2 separate regions of the Homo sapiens genome follow, and region 1 is linked to region 2. Evidence: read pairs that join two places in POLR2A ChIA-PET (ENCODE). Cell type or tissue: CD4-positive, alpha-beta T cell. All regions are shown on one strand. Links, peaks and the distances in the headings refer to the core of each region. The heading gives the core; the rest is flanking DNA. Region 1 has its middle 5.6 kb from the start of MIR150. Region 2 overlaps NOSIP (nitric oxide synthase interacting protein).

What was found. ChIA-PET counts read pairs that join two places held together with the same protein. Peaks named below come from ENCODE experiments on the same cell type or tissue, not always from the same donor. Only the 100,000 strongest peaks of a DNase experiment are listed, where the experiment ranks them.
Region 1: POLR2A ChIA-PET joins it to region 2 with 10 read pairs; 26 of 35 experiments call an interaction of 5 or more read pairs at or near these places.

What each region holds. Positions count from the first base shown.
Region 1 is chr19:49,505,001-49,507,903 of GRCh38, reverse strand. No RefSeq gene overlaps it. Among named protein-coding and RNA genes, the nearest start is that of MIR150, 5.6 kb to the right of the region's middle. In CD4-positive, alpha-beta T cell, for the core only: CTCF peaks have their summits at 977 and 1,177 (motif pointing left); a DNase peak (open chromatin) is centred at 1,123.
Region 2 is chr19:49,559,526-49,562,428 of GRCh38, reverse strand. It overlaps NOSIP (nitric oxide synthase interacting protein), which reads left to right. Exons shown (of 9, transcript NM_001270960.2): 2 at 1,737-1,807; 3 at 2,390-2,495. The coding sequence starts at 1,738. Among named protein-coding and RNA genes, the nearest start is that of NOSIP, 20 kb to the left of the region's middle. RefSeq lists an enhancer at 1,781-1,830. In CD4-positive, alpha-beta T cell, for the core only: no CTCF peak of the experiment used is centred there; DNase peaks (open chromatin) are centred at 1,678 and 2,308; H3K4me3 peaks cover 1,583 bases; H3K27ac peaks cover 2,500 bases.

The DNA of each region.
Region 1 (2,903 bases), core at 169-2,668, 55 kb after region 2:
ATTTATAGCATCAGCTGGTTGACTTGCATCAGATCCTCAGGGCTCTGTTCTAATGAGCCCTGACTACACCCTCTCTCCCCCTGGGATCCTGCTGTCATGTCCCCAGGGCTCTATTAGAACCCCCTTAGACTGTCACCTGGGCTCCCCCAGGACAGCTACAATGTCCTGAAGTCCACACTATAGTGCAGTAGAAAGCCCCTGGCAAGGCCGGGCGCGGTGGCTCATGCCTGTAATCCCAGCACTTTGGGAGGCCAAGGCGAGCAGATCATCTGAGGTCAGGAGTTCGAGACCAGCCTGGCCAACATGACGAAACACCATCTCTATGGTGCAAAAATTCGCTGGGCCTGGTGGCCTGTGCCTGTAATCCTAGATACTCAGGAGGCTGAGGCAGGAGAATCGCTTGAACCTGGGAGGCAGAGGTTTCAGTGAGCCGAGATCGCGCCACTGTGCTCCAGCCTGGGCGACAGAGTGTGACCCTGTCTCAAAAAAAAAAAAAAAAGAAAGAAAGAAAAGGAAAAAGAAAAGAAGAGCCGGAAGAGCCGGGCGCCGGTGGCTCACGCCTGTAATCCCAGCACTTTGGGAGGCTGAGGTGGGCGGATCACGAGGTCAGGAGTTCGAGACCAGCCTGACCAACGTGGTGAAACCCCGTCTCTACTAGAAATACAAAAATTAGCCGGACGTGGTAGTGCGCACCTGTAATCCCAGCTACTCGGGAGGCTGAGGCAGGAGAATCACTCGAACCCAGGAGGCGGAGGTTGCAGTAAGCCGAGATTGCGCTATTGAACTCCAGCCTGGGCGACAGAGCAAGACTCCGTCTCCAAAAAACGGAAGAGAAGAGAAGAGGAGAGGGGAAGGGGAAGGGGGAGGGGAAGGAGAAGGGGAAGGGAAAGGAAAAGCCCATGGCAGGACACACTCAGCATAAAACAAAAATGTGGTCCCCTTGGTTCCAGTTTCAAGATGGTTCAAGTAGAGCACTCACCAGGTGCTGGTCCCTTCTGATCCACTCCTCAGACTGCACGAGGAGCTGGCCTTAAAGCCGGCCCTGGCCCCTGCCTCTGTGCCTAGAATGGCCCCAGGCAGCTTTGAGCTGTGCACCCTGAACCACCTAACCGCTGCCCCTCCTCTCCACCCTTACACAATAGTGCCCCCTACTGACCTGGGGGGCAATCACACCTGAGTTCAAAACCAAAACACGACTCTTCCAGGTACACCTCTCCCAGCCAAAGGTTCTTTATCTGGAAAATGGGGATAATAATTGTGTCTTTATATTAGGGTGGTGCAAAAGTAATTGCGGTTTCTGCCATTAAAACCCCAATTGCAGGCCGGGCACGGTGGCTCACGCCTATAATCCCAGCACTTTGGAAGGCCGAGGCAGACGGATCACGAGGTCAGGAGTTCCAGACCAGCCTGGCCAACATGGTGAAACCCTGTCTCTACTAAAAATACAAAAATTAGCCAGGCATGGTGGCACTCGCTGAATAGTCCCAGCTACTTGGGAGGCTGAGGCAGGAGAATCGCTTGAACCTGGGAGGCGGAAGTTACAATGAGCCGAGATTGTGCCACTGCACTTCAGTCTGGGTGACAGAGCAAGACTCCATCTGAAAAAAACCAACAAACAAAAAACCCGCAATTGCTGGCTAGACACGGTGGCTCACGCCTGTAATCCCAGCACTTTGGGAGGCTGAGGTCGGGAGTTTGAGACCAGCCTGGCCAACATGGCAAAACCCCATCTCTATTACAAATACAAAAATTAGCCAGACATGGTAGTGGGCACCTGTAATCTCAGCTACTTGGGAGGGTGAGGCAGGAGAATCGCTTGAACCTGGGAGGCAGAGGTTGCAGTGAGATGAGATTGTGCCACTGCACTCCAGCCTGGGCAACAGAGTGAGACTCAAAAACAAACAAACAACAAACAAAAAACCACAATTGCTTTTGCACCAACCTATTTCTTTTTTTTTTTTTTTTTTGAGACGGAGTCTCTGTCTGTCACCCAGGCTGGAGTGCAGTGGTGCGATCTCGGCTCACTGCAAGCTCCGCCTCCCGGGTTAACGCCATTCTCCTGCTTCAGCCTCCTGAGTAGCTGGGACTACAGGCACCTGCCATCACTCCTGGCTAATTTTTTTTTTTTAGTAGAGACGGAGCTTCATCATGTTAGCCAGGATGGTCTCGATCTCCTGACCTTGTGATCCACCCGCCTCGGCCTCCCAAAGTGCTGGGATTACAGGCATGAGCCACCATGCCCGGCCCAACCTACTATTTCATTAGAGGCTTCAGCAGGCCAAAGGCTCCACGTGGCACACAGGGCGTCCATAGTAGCCCCCGGTTCCTGTTAACGCCCCCACTCCGCAGCCAGGCTGGGCCCCCAGGGATCCCACTGGATTGCAGGCTCTGACACCAGGCTCTGGCTGGAGCTGTCTTGCTCACTCTTGCAGCCATCCCTGGGGAACAGCGCAATAAACATTTGTAGAATGAATGTCCCTGGGAAGGCTTGATGTGTTCCTCAAACTCATCTAGAACATCGTTGGTGTTCTGCTAGAATGTTCTAGCTAAATCTATACTGACCTCTGAAACATCCATCGGTCTTTTATTTTTACTTTTTTTCTTGAGACAGGGTCTCACTCTGTCACCCAGGCTGGAATGCAGTGGCATGATAATAGCTCACTGCAGCCTCGACCTCCCAGGCTGAAGCGATCCTCCCACCTCAGCCTCCCGAGTCGCTGGTACTACAGGTACGTACCACCACACCTGGCTAATTTTTAAGTTTTTTTTGTAGAGATGGGGTCTTCCTATGTTGCCTAGGCTGGTCTCAAACTGCTGGGCTCAAGAGAGCCTCCCATCTTGGCCTCCCAAAGTGCTGGGATTGCAGTCTGAGCCACTGTGCCTGGCCTGTCTTGCTATAATAC
Region 2 (2,903 bases), core at 186-2,685:
GCAGGGGCCAGGCACAGTGACTCACGCCTGTAATCCCAGCACTTTGGGAGGCTGAGGCAGGTGGATCACCTGAGGTCAGGAGCTCAAGACCAGCCTGGCCAACACGGTGAAACCCCGTCTCTACTAAAAATACAAAAAAATTAGCCAGGCGTGGTGGCAGGCACCTGTAATCCCTGCTATTTGGGAAGCTGAGGCAGGAGAATCGCTTTAACTTGGGAGGCAGAGGTTTCAGTGAGCCAAGATCATGCTATTGCATTCCAGTCTGGGCAACAAGAGTGAAACTCCGTCTCAAAAAACAAACAAACAAACAGGCATGCAGGCTGTTTACTGGCCAAGCAGTCTTGGTGAAAGCTGCCCAGCCTCTGTGGGTTCAGGGCTTCTCCTTTTACAAATGAACTCCAGAAAAGTAGGGGGCTCCCTTCCTCACACCATACACAAAAATTAACTCAAAAAGTAAAAGTTAAAATGATCAAACCCCTAGAAGAAAACATAGGAATAAATGTGCATTATCTTGGCTTAGGCAATGTCTTTTTTTTTTTTTTTTTAATTGTGACAGAGCCTTGCTCTGTCTAGGTTGGAGTGCAGTGGCATGATGTCGGCTCACTGCAACCCCTGCCTCCTGGGCTCAAGTGATTCTCAGTGCCTCAGCCTCCCGAGTAGTTGGGATTACTGGCGTGTGCCACCACGCCCAGCTAATTTTTGTATTTTTAGTAGAGACGGGGTTTCACCATGTTGGCCAGGCTGATCTTGAACTCCTGAACTCAAGTGATCCACCTGACTCAGCCTCCCAAAGTGCTGAGATTACAGGCGTGAGCCACTACACCTGGTCTGAAACCACTTTAAAAGGGTTAATTTTATGGTATGTGAATTGTGTCTCAATAAAGTCATTTAAAAGGGTGGGGGTTGCCCTTAAGTATGGGGAATGATCAAAGGTATCAAAGTAAGGTGGCAAAATGTTGACAGCTGCTGGACCGCAGGACATGGGTACATCATGGGGGTTCCTTATACTATTCTGGTTTTGTATGTGTTTGAAAACTTACAGAATAAAAAAAGCTTTGCTTTTTGAATTGAGCTCCAGGGTTCTGGGGTCTTCTCTTCCTCCTTTACCTGCAGTGGGAGTGGAGGTAGCTCTTCCCCTAGACACAGAGCCCTACTCTGACCTGCCCTCTGATCGGTCGATCTGAGACATAATCACAGCTGCTAGATCCAGTCGCTAGTGGACTGGCAGGCAGCGATTGGGTCAAGCCTTAGCTAAGTGTCAAGCCTTAGCTAAGTGCCCAGCCTTGAGCCAATCACTGGGCTGGTCCACGCCTTGGCCTCAGTCAGAGCTTACAGATATGAGAGGGGAAGGGAAGGTGGAGTGGATTCATCAACAATAGTGGCCCCCTTGGTGTCTTTTTTTTTCCCCTCCATTAAATGGCACAGCCACCACCCTAGCTAATCTGAAGTAGTGGCTAGAATTTGAACTCTGGTCTCTCACCCTCTTACCTCCAAACAAAGAGTTTTGTTGTTAAAGGTGCTATTTTCACATATAAATGAGTCTAGGTGAGTCTGGAAGGAGGACTTCCTGGAGGAGGCCTGGCGACCACATGCCCTCCCTCTCTTCCACCTCACCCCCCTTCTCCGCCTCCGCTTTCCCATCAAGGGGGGCAGATCAGCTCTGAGGGCTGCAGAGGTCTTCCCTGTGCTGCCTGCCTCCGGTAACCACAGTCCTGCCACTGTCCCTTCCTCCCTAGGATGACGCGGCATGGCAAGAACTGCACCGCAGGGGCCGTCTACACCTACCACGAGAAGAAGAAGGACACAGGTGCAGGGCTGGGGTGGGAAGAGGCGGGACATGGCTGTGTCTTGGAGTCACCCTCTCCCCTCGTGCCCCAGGTTTTGCTTCCTCTGTCCCTGTCTCTCTCCCGCCCCCGATATACACTGATGGCCATGACCATGTAAACAACAGCTGGGTGATCCCATGACCCCATGTGGCCCGGCACTGTGTTCTCTGCCTTCTGCGCATGAACTCACTCCTCCCAACAGAGTGTCAGGGAGGGTGCTCTTGTTACCCCATGTTCCAGAGGAAGAAACTGAGGCCCAAAGAGGGACAGGCACTTGAGCTTGGTCACAGTCAGAAGGGTGGAGGGGAGTCAGCCGTCAGCCCCTCCACCAAGCTGCCACTCAGTGACCAGGCCTGTCTGCCTCTCACCCTCCAGGGTTGACAACTCCCTGTGGGTTCAGCCCGTGGCCCCAGCACACAGGCAGCGGCTCCCAACTGCCTGTTTCTCTCTGAGTCCCCCACCCCCACCACCGCGTTGTCTCTGTGCCTCTCTCTGGGGCTTTGGAGACGGACATGTCTCCTGTTGCTCCGCCCCTCCATCACTCTGCCCATCTCTGTCCCCAGCGGCCTCGGGCTATGGGACCCAGAACATTCGACTGAGCCGGGATGCCGTGAAGGACTTCGACTGCTGTTGTCTCTCCCTGCAGCCTTGCCACGATCCTGTTGTCACGTGAGCTGGGAACAGGGATGGGTAGGTCTGGGTGGGGAGAGCAAGGGAACCGCCAGGAGGAGGCTGTGTGCGTGGGTCTGGCCACCTGCACAGCCAGGGAACCCTGGATGAGCAGTTTATCCTCAGAGCCTCTGTATTCTCACATGGGACATGGGCATGATCCTAGCATCTGTTTCATAGTGTGGAACATATGGAAAGGAACATACTTCTAATGGGGTGTAGGGCTCTCAGAGCATTGCCGAGGCCATCGGAGCAGCTCACCTTTGGACACTTCCCATGACCTACCTCTGATGGTAGGGCAAAGGCTTAACAGGTGCTGAGTCCAGGCACTAAATACGTGCTCAATTAGTGGTATATTTTGTAGAAGACAGTAATTAATGATCAGGGCCCCCAAGGCCACCTTCAGGT